Regions from separate parts of the Homo sapiens genome. Here all the other regions are linked to region 1. The links are chromatin loops, found by intact Hi-C in ENCODE. Cell type or tissue: endothelial cell of umbilical vein. All regions are shown on one strand.

Evidence for each region. Hi-C counts contacts between places; a loop is a spot of excess contacts. Peaks named below come from ENCODE experiments on the same cell type or tissue, not always from the same donor. Only the 100,000 strongest peaks of a DNase experiment are listed, where the experiment ranks them.
Region 2: it touches region 1 in a loop (5-fold over the local background); 7 of 110 quality-filtered maps call a loop at or near these places.
Region 3: it touches region 1 in a loop (12-fold over the local background); 15 of 110 quality-filtered maps call a loop at or near these places.

Annotation. Positions count from the first base shown.
Region 1 is chr2:55,770,439-55,772,938 of GRCh38, reverse strand. It overlaps LOC107985811 (a long non-coding RNA gene), which reads right to left. Exons shown (of 3, transcript XR_001739192.2): 3 at 1-85. Among named protein-coding and RNA genes, the nearest start is that of PNPT1, 78 kb to the right of the region's middle. In endothelial cell of umbilical vein, a CTCF peak has its summit at 1,126; DNase peaks (open chromatin) are centred at 298 and 1,098; H3K27ac peaks cover 998 bases.
Region 2 is chr2:55,922,308-55,924,807 of GRCh38, reverse strand. It overlaps EFEMP1 (EGF containing fibulin extracellular matrix protein 1), which reads left to right and starts at 1,026. Exons shown (of 12, transcript NM_001039348.3): 1 at 1,026-1,097; 2 at 1,869-1,909; 3 at 2,361-2,448. The coding sequence starts at 2,368. RefSeq lists an enhancer at 967-1,466. In endothelial cell of umbilical vein, no CTCF peak of the experiment used is centred here; DNase peaks (open chromatin) are centred at 957 and 2,147; H3K4me3 peaks cover 1,917 bases; H3K27ac peaks cover 2,025 bases.
Region 3 is chr2:56,131,278-56,133,777 of GRCh38, reverse strand. The region is part of intron 5 of LOC105374690 (a long non-coding RNA gene); the gene reads right to left. Among named protein-coding and RNA genes, the nearest start is that of LINC01813, 42 kb to the right of the region's middle. In endothelial cell of umbilical vein, a CTCF peak has its summit at 1,398 (motif pointing right); a DNase peak (open chromatin) is centred at 1,427; H3K27ac peaks cover 253 bases.

The sequences.
Region 1 (2,500 bases):
AAAAAAAAAAAAAAGAAAGGACCTACCATGCACAGCCAAGGAACACCATCGATTTGCTTTGCCTCCTTCGCATTGTTACATAAACCTGGAAACAGGCATTGTCAGGAAAAAGGAAGTTAGCATATTCAAACTCTAATTCAGATTCCAACACTCATTAATCATAGAAATTTGAAAATTAGACACAGTGAGGACAAAGAGCACATTCTAAGTGAATACCAAAGGAACACTTACTATCTCCTTCCTCAATTCAATGCATTTTTGCTTTCTTTGGTGTATATGACAACTGTTTGCTCATGCTCACAACAAAAGCACTAACTGTGCATACAATCACTCAGTGTTTTGGTTTTATATTGCCTCTTCTGTGTATGATTTTTTTTCCTTAGCTAATTATTGTCTTCAGAACCGAACCACATTTCAGGAAACAGCAGATTTCCTCACACCATCTATAAGAGGGCGGGGCAACATAAGAGGCACTGGGTAAATACCATTTTTCATTAACACCTAGGATTTACTTTTTCGCATTCCTCCAAGGCACAGGAATGAGAAAAAGAAAATCAAGTGGGAGAATTCAATTCTACAAACAATTCCTGTAGCCCTAATAAGCGCACAGTATTGTGCTGTAGCCCTGTCCTACAGAGGTACATAAAAAGCTTTTCAGTCATTGTCATATAGGTCTTCAGAACACCCAGGTGAGATAAATAATTAGCAAATGAGGAGCTGCAATAAGTAGCATGCATAAGCCAGCGGAGAGAGAACTTGTCCTGTGTATTTGGGGACTTGTGGAAAACAGAGGCCTCCTATCTCCCAGACTTATATTCTATCCACTTTGGAAAAGCTTCTCCAATTCCAATTTGTACCCAAAAATCTATCCCAAGAGTAATTTATTTCTAATTATTCCTGACATTGGCACAATTAGAGGACCTCCGAAAAATCTTCTAAACATTTGCCTCTTGTATATAAAATCTCATTCAGAATAATGATTCTAAATGCAAGGAAATTTTGCTGATTACATCCCTACTTTATCTAAATTATTATTCAGTGCTCCAGTTTTCCATAAACTTTTCTTTAACCTCCTATAATTACTGTAGCTACAAAAAAGCCTTGGATTAGCTAACTTGTGCCATCTAAAGGTTATAGTAAGAACTTCTTTAGCCATGAAAAAAAAAATATTCGCAGCAGACTTTCTACAAAATGAATTTGAAAAAATTGTTTTGTGTAAGGTTTAAATATAAAACAGGTAACAACGGTTTGAGCATATGTTATTGATATTATTTCAAATTAAGATAAAGGAAAAAATCAAGAAACCTCTGGAAGTCTTAGCTTTATCAATCGTGGGATCTTAGGCAAATTATTTTAACCTCTCTGACCTCATTTCTCATTTATAAGACAAAAAGTCTGAACGTGATTTCAAAAGAAACCTGCTAATGTAATTTTTTAATTTTATGAAATGAAAAACTTAAATTTCTAAGTACGTGAAATTCAAAGAAATGGGTAGGTTAAAAGTGGGTTAGTGTATTAAGACAGAAGTGAAATAAGCTCAAAGATTTTACAGTCCTTTCTCTTCTTTTCAAATAAATATTGTAATTCACAGGATCCCGTGTGTGTGTGTGTGTGTGTGTGTGTGGTGTTGTATATAAACACTTTGACAGATACTGGCCAGCTGTTCATCAAACGATTGCCTCTTTTCTGGGAATATGGTGGTGTACATTTTCCAGGCTCCCTCACAATTAGACTCTGACAATGTGATTGAGTTCTCCCCAAAGGAATGTAATTAGAAACATGTATGCCACTTCCATGTCAAGCCCATAAAAACTTCACATGTATGACCGTCCATGCTCTTCCTCCTTCTGCTGCTTGATGTGGACATGTGTGACAACTTTGAGAGGAACTGGGTGTCCCAGTTATCACTTGGAGGAGATTCACCTCTCTACCAGAAAAACCCATATAGAATTGTATGTGAACAAGAAATAAACTTATTTTATGTGTTAGCCATTATATATCCGTGGCTTTGTTACATCAGTTAGCCTCTAATAAAACAAGTATTTTGAATTCAAATTGGCCAAGGACAGATTTATGCTCCTTCCTTCTGGGATCCCCTTAAAAAAATGCCAGATCTAAAATCATGTGAGACATATGACTTTCTAATTTTACTTGTGCTGTGAACTTAAATAAGAATGTGCAAATCTTGTCACCTCAAGAAAGGAAAAGAAGAAAGCACCAGGAGCCATTTTAAATAGGATGACACAATCCGAGCTACAAGGAAAGTAGAAACAGCCTCTAAGGTAGCCCTGAAGTGGCTCAGTGCCTAGTACAATGTCTTCTTGCACATAACTCATGTTCAAAAATATTTCTTGAATGAAACGAATGAATGAATGAATGGCTCACAAATCTAATTATTTCTGAAGTAGACTATGAAAAAAGGATCTATTATGTGTGCCATAGAATGGCTGGATTTTAATGCATTTAGGACAAGATTGTTATCAGCAATATCTGTCAGTGT
Region 2 (2,500 bases), 150 kb before region 1:
TATATGTGTGTACATATTTTATATATATATGTGTTTATATATATAATATATATTATATTTGTATACACACACACATATATGCCACATTTTCTTTATCCATTTATCCCTTGATGGACACTTAGGTTGATTCCATATCTTGGCAATTGTGAATAGTGCTGCAATAAACATGAAAGTACAGACGTCTCTTCAACACACTGATTTCAAATCTTCCCAGTAAATACCCAGAAATGAGATTGCTGGATCATATGATAATTCTACTTTCAGTTTTTTGAGAAACCTCCATACAATTTTCCATCATGTTTGTACTAATTTACATTCCACCAACAGCATACAAGCATTCCCTTTTCTCCATTCTTGCCAACACTTGTTATCATAAAGGGAGGTTTGAGAGACCATAAAACAAACCCCACCTCACAATTTTGTTAGTGCAAGTTCTATTTGGCCTATTCCCAACACTAAGCACACAGTAGGTGGCAAATATTTGTTGAATGGATGAATTCTCATTTTTCTCCATTTGTGGAAGCAGACACCTCCTCAAAAAAAAAAAAAAATCCGAAAGAAAAGGTAAAGGAAACAGTTCTATGAATGGGGGTTAATTTACTCTCCTAGCATTCACTTATTGGGAAAAAAAGTAACAGCAGTTTCTAGAACCCTCTGGTCTCTGAGGGAGATGCTGTGTTCCCCTCCTCAGAGAAGAAGAAAACGCACTAGAGAGTGGGAGCATCCCCAAGGCTGAAGCGCATCCAGGACATCACATGTCAACGTGTCCTCTCTGGCGTGGGGTCCCCGCGAGTCTGGGAAACGAGGAGCTGGCAAGGGAGGGCAAGCGGGGGCGGCAAAGAGGGCCCCTGGAGCAGGGGGCGCGGACCTCGCTGCGCTGCGCGCTCTACCGCCGGGCTCGCAACGCTGGGCTCAGCGCTCGCGCCTCCCTCAGCTCTCTCCTCCGCCCCCCTTCGCCCTCCCCCTTTCCCTCCCTTTCTCCTCCTCCTCCTGCCGCCGCGGCCGCTGCCGGACTTCGCCAGATCAGACCCACGGGGCTGCCCTCCCCTGCGCACTCCCCTCGCTGCCCGGGCCCGGAGCGCAGCGCGGCCGCACAGGTAGGAGCCCCCAACGGGGGGTCGCCCCGAGCGAGCCCAGTACTCACTGGGCCGCGCGCGGGAGAGTGAGGTGGGGTGAGCTGAGGGGTGTTGAGTACCCGAGAACTGCCCTGGACTGTGCAGGGTGTCTCGGGCAGAGAGGGAGGTGGAGGTGTGCAGCCTCGGAATGCGATCTGTCAGCAAGTGCGAGTACTCGGGTGACATCTGTTGGGATGGGCATGTGTGTGCGCGCCGACAACCAGCCGGCAGGGCTTTGCCCATAAACGTGGTTTTGAAAGTTTAGGGGACCAGTGTGCGAGATTTAAGCCGCACCTGGATTCCATAGGAGCTGGTTAGAAGCTGGGACGCTGAGCAGCTCCAGGGGACCGCCGCGTTAGCTTGCTGTTAAGAAAGGGGACCTCATCTCCCTGCCGGGCCAGGCCGCCCGCCCGAAACTGGTACCTTGGGCTGCGGTGCGATCCCTGGTTCCGGTCCTAGGCAGCCTGAAACCGAAGGTAGCGTGTCGGGGACCCAGACTGATAAGACAAAAGAGAATCAGTCGCTTTGGGCTGCCCCTCCACACAACCTGGGACTTTTAAACAAAGCTGTGCGCAGAGAAAGGCGTGGAAATGCCACTTTGAGAGTTTGTGCTGGGGGATGTGAGAAGCTCTGAGACATGTGAGAAGGTCTAGTATTCTACTAGAACTGGAAGATTGCTCTCCGAGTTTTGTTTTGTTATTTTGTTTAAAAAATAAAAAGCTTGAGGCCAAGGCAATTCATATTGGCTCACAGGTATTTTTGCTGTGCTGTGCAAGGAACTCTGCTAGCTCAAGGTGAGTATACTGGGAAAGCCTTAACGTTCTAGAGAACAGAGTTTTGCAGCCCCACCTCCATCCCCCGGGGTGTGGGACTGGGGGGCAGGAAATGCACCGTCCCCTTTGAAATGGATTACTGTTTTTTCCTTTCGACCCCCTCTTTCTGCAGCCTGCTTTGTAGGTGCAGTATAAAATGCACGCTGAATGTCTTTTGTATGTAAACAGCGTAGCAGGATGGAGTAACGTGAAATGCAATTCTACAGCAGTTTTTACGTCTTTGCTGCCTCGTTCGTTGGCTACCGAGAAGGTTCAGGAGGGGGAGGGGAGATGAGAAAGCAGATTGGAAGTTGAGTATGGTGGAGCCTCAGCCTCTCCCACCCTCCTTTCCTCGCTTGTGCTCACTGCTAAAGTTTTGTTACTTTCCCCGCAGCAGATACTAAACATTAGTTTGTCCTGTATTTTCTTTGAGATTCACAATGTTGAAAGCCCTTTTCCTAACTATGCTGACTCTGGCGCTGGTCAAGTCACAGGACACCGAAGAAACCATCACGTACACGGTAAGGGGTGATGGAATTTGAAATAAGTACGGTTCAGCGGGATTCTGTGACA
Region 3 (2,500 bases), 360 kb before region 1:
TATTATTTATTTATTGAGACAGTATCCCTCTGTCACCCAGGCTCACACTTTTAAACAACTGGATCTCATACGAACTCACTCATCACCAAGGGGATGGCACTAAGCAATTCATGAGGGATACACCCCCATGATTCAAACTCCTCCCACCAGGTCCCACCTCCAACACTGGGATTACATTTCAACCTGAGGTTTGGCAGGGACACAGATCCAAACCGTATCACTCCTTATTGGGTGTATTTGCAGTTGTGGAGTCAGAGCACTGTGGTTTTGAGAGCTCCCCATCCTTCACGCACACTCTTCCCTCTAAGTGCCCACTTTGCTCTGAATGCTAGAACCCAGGTCTATGCCTCACCAGTCCCATCTTTCTTCCCTGATATTACTGCCTTGGGAAGCCATGATCAATTCTCATAATGTTCTTCCCACTCATCACCCTCTCTTGGTTAGAATTAGATCTAAGCCAGGCCTGGTGGCTCACGCCTGTAATCCCAGCACTTTTGGAGGCCGAGGCAGGCGGATCACGAGGTCAGGAGATCGAGATCACCCTGGCTAACAAGGTGAAACCCCGTCTCTACTAAAAAATACAAAAAATTAGCTAGGTGTGGTGACATGCACCTATAGTCCCAGCTACTTGGGAGGCTGAGGCTGGAGAATCGCTTGAATCTGGGAGGCGGAGGTTGCAGTGAGCCGAGATCGCGCCACTGCACTCCAGCCTGGGCAACAGTGGGAGACTCCATCTCAAAAAAAAAAAAAAGAATTAGATCTAAAGCAGCAGTTCTGCTGGTTACTTTCTAAATAAGCAGGTAAACAGCAAATAATCAGAGAAAATCCTATTGTCCTGAAGGCGTCTGTGGGAACTTACAGTACAAATGAATAAACATCACTTCCCATGCAAAGGAGCAACGCTAATTATGAGGCTTTCTAACAATCTGTCAAGTCAGCCAGAGAGGTGTTCTGTTTGGCCCTGGATAACTTCTTGGTGACCTTTATATCATTATGTTTTGCCAAATGGCTACTTCATCTAAGTGAGGACCATCTTGGTGAGGAGAGGATATAAATGTCCGCATTACCTAACTGGAGAGAGTTGATGAATCCCTTCTCCTCTCTGAGCCCGTTTCTCATCTGTAACATGAGGGTGTTGAACTGGTTGGTCTCAAAGATCTCAGCCATTTGAAAGTTTTCGGATTTTAAGTATAAACAGAGGGTTTCTTTTGATATCTAGTGTCTGTGCTAGTGTTAAAACAAAGTAGTATATCAAAGAAGCATATTTGAGTTCAAATAAAATTTTTCTAGTCTTATGCAAAATGTAAACTTCCCATCTTTTTTCATGTTTTCTTTTACATCATCTTCATCACATTCTTTTTTGCAGTGGGAACGCCTATCAATTCTGTTTTTTAATCTATGTTCTATTTCCCCAGTAGATGGCACCCCATTACAACTTTCAATTACTTTCTGACTACAAATTCAGTGCAACCAGCCCAGAAAATCAATGCAGACTGAAGAGAATGTGGGAGTATTTGTTCATCAAAAACAGATAAATAAGCAAAAATTTACACTGGGCACCTAACATATGCATCTATTTTTTTAAAATTTAAACCTCTAATTTAAAATTTAAATTAAAATTTAGAAAAATCTAAATTAAATTTAAACATTTTTCTAGTTTAAATTTTAGAAAAATTGATGCATATTTTTGATGCATGCCTAATATAAAGTTTAGAAAATTTAAATTTAAATTAGGTTCTAAAATAAGGTATAAGAAAGTAATTAGAATGTTTTTATACAAACATGTCAGACTACCATGTGTTAGCCTGAGTGCTACCCCTCAAAATGACAAATGTTTGAGATTATGGATGATCAAGTTGATTCATTTACATTGCTATTTTTAAAAACATTTAGAAAACCATTTTCTGGAAAAAACTCCCAGGATCAATTTCTGGCTTATATGACAAAACCTGTCTCGATGCCTCCTTTCTGACAATTCCTCCTCTGTAGCATCCAATTCCTTGATAATCCTTACATTCAAGAAAATTTTTCCCTTCTTGGAAAGGCTATTTTCAAACATTCTATACTTAATGAAGTTTGGCCATCTACTTTTAAGTATTTTGGACAGAATACAACTCAGTGACTTATAACCATAGTTTCAGCCCACGTGTTCTGTCTCTGCTGGCTTCCTTTGCCACGATGAGTAGAACATGCCCCGTGTTACAGGTAAATTAATTCTGGTACACTGGTAAGCAAAGAAACCAGTAACTGAGATGGGAAAGGACCCTAGCATTGGGAATTATGAGCCCTAACAAATTTTAATTTACCTTCTGAGAAAAGTAAGAAGGTGAGCAAATATCTTGCCAGTCTCTCATGAAGAACTAGCCCCTGCTTCAAGCCTGGCAGTGAGTTAGGAACTCCAGTCCTACTTATACAGGGTCCAGGATTGGGCTTGCTGCCCTTAGCCCAGGTGCAGCATTCCTGGGAAAGAAGTACCCACCTGAGATCCTTGGAGCAAGAA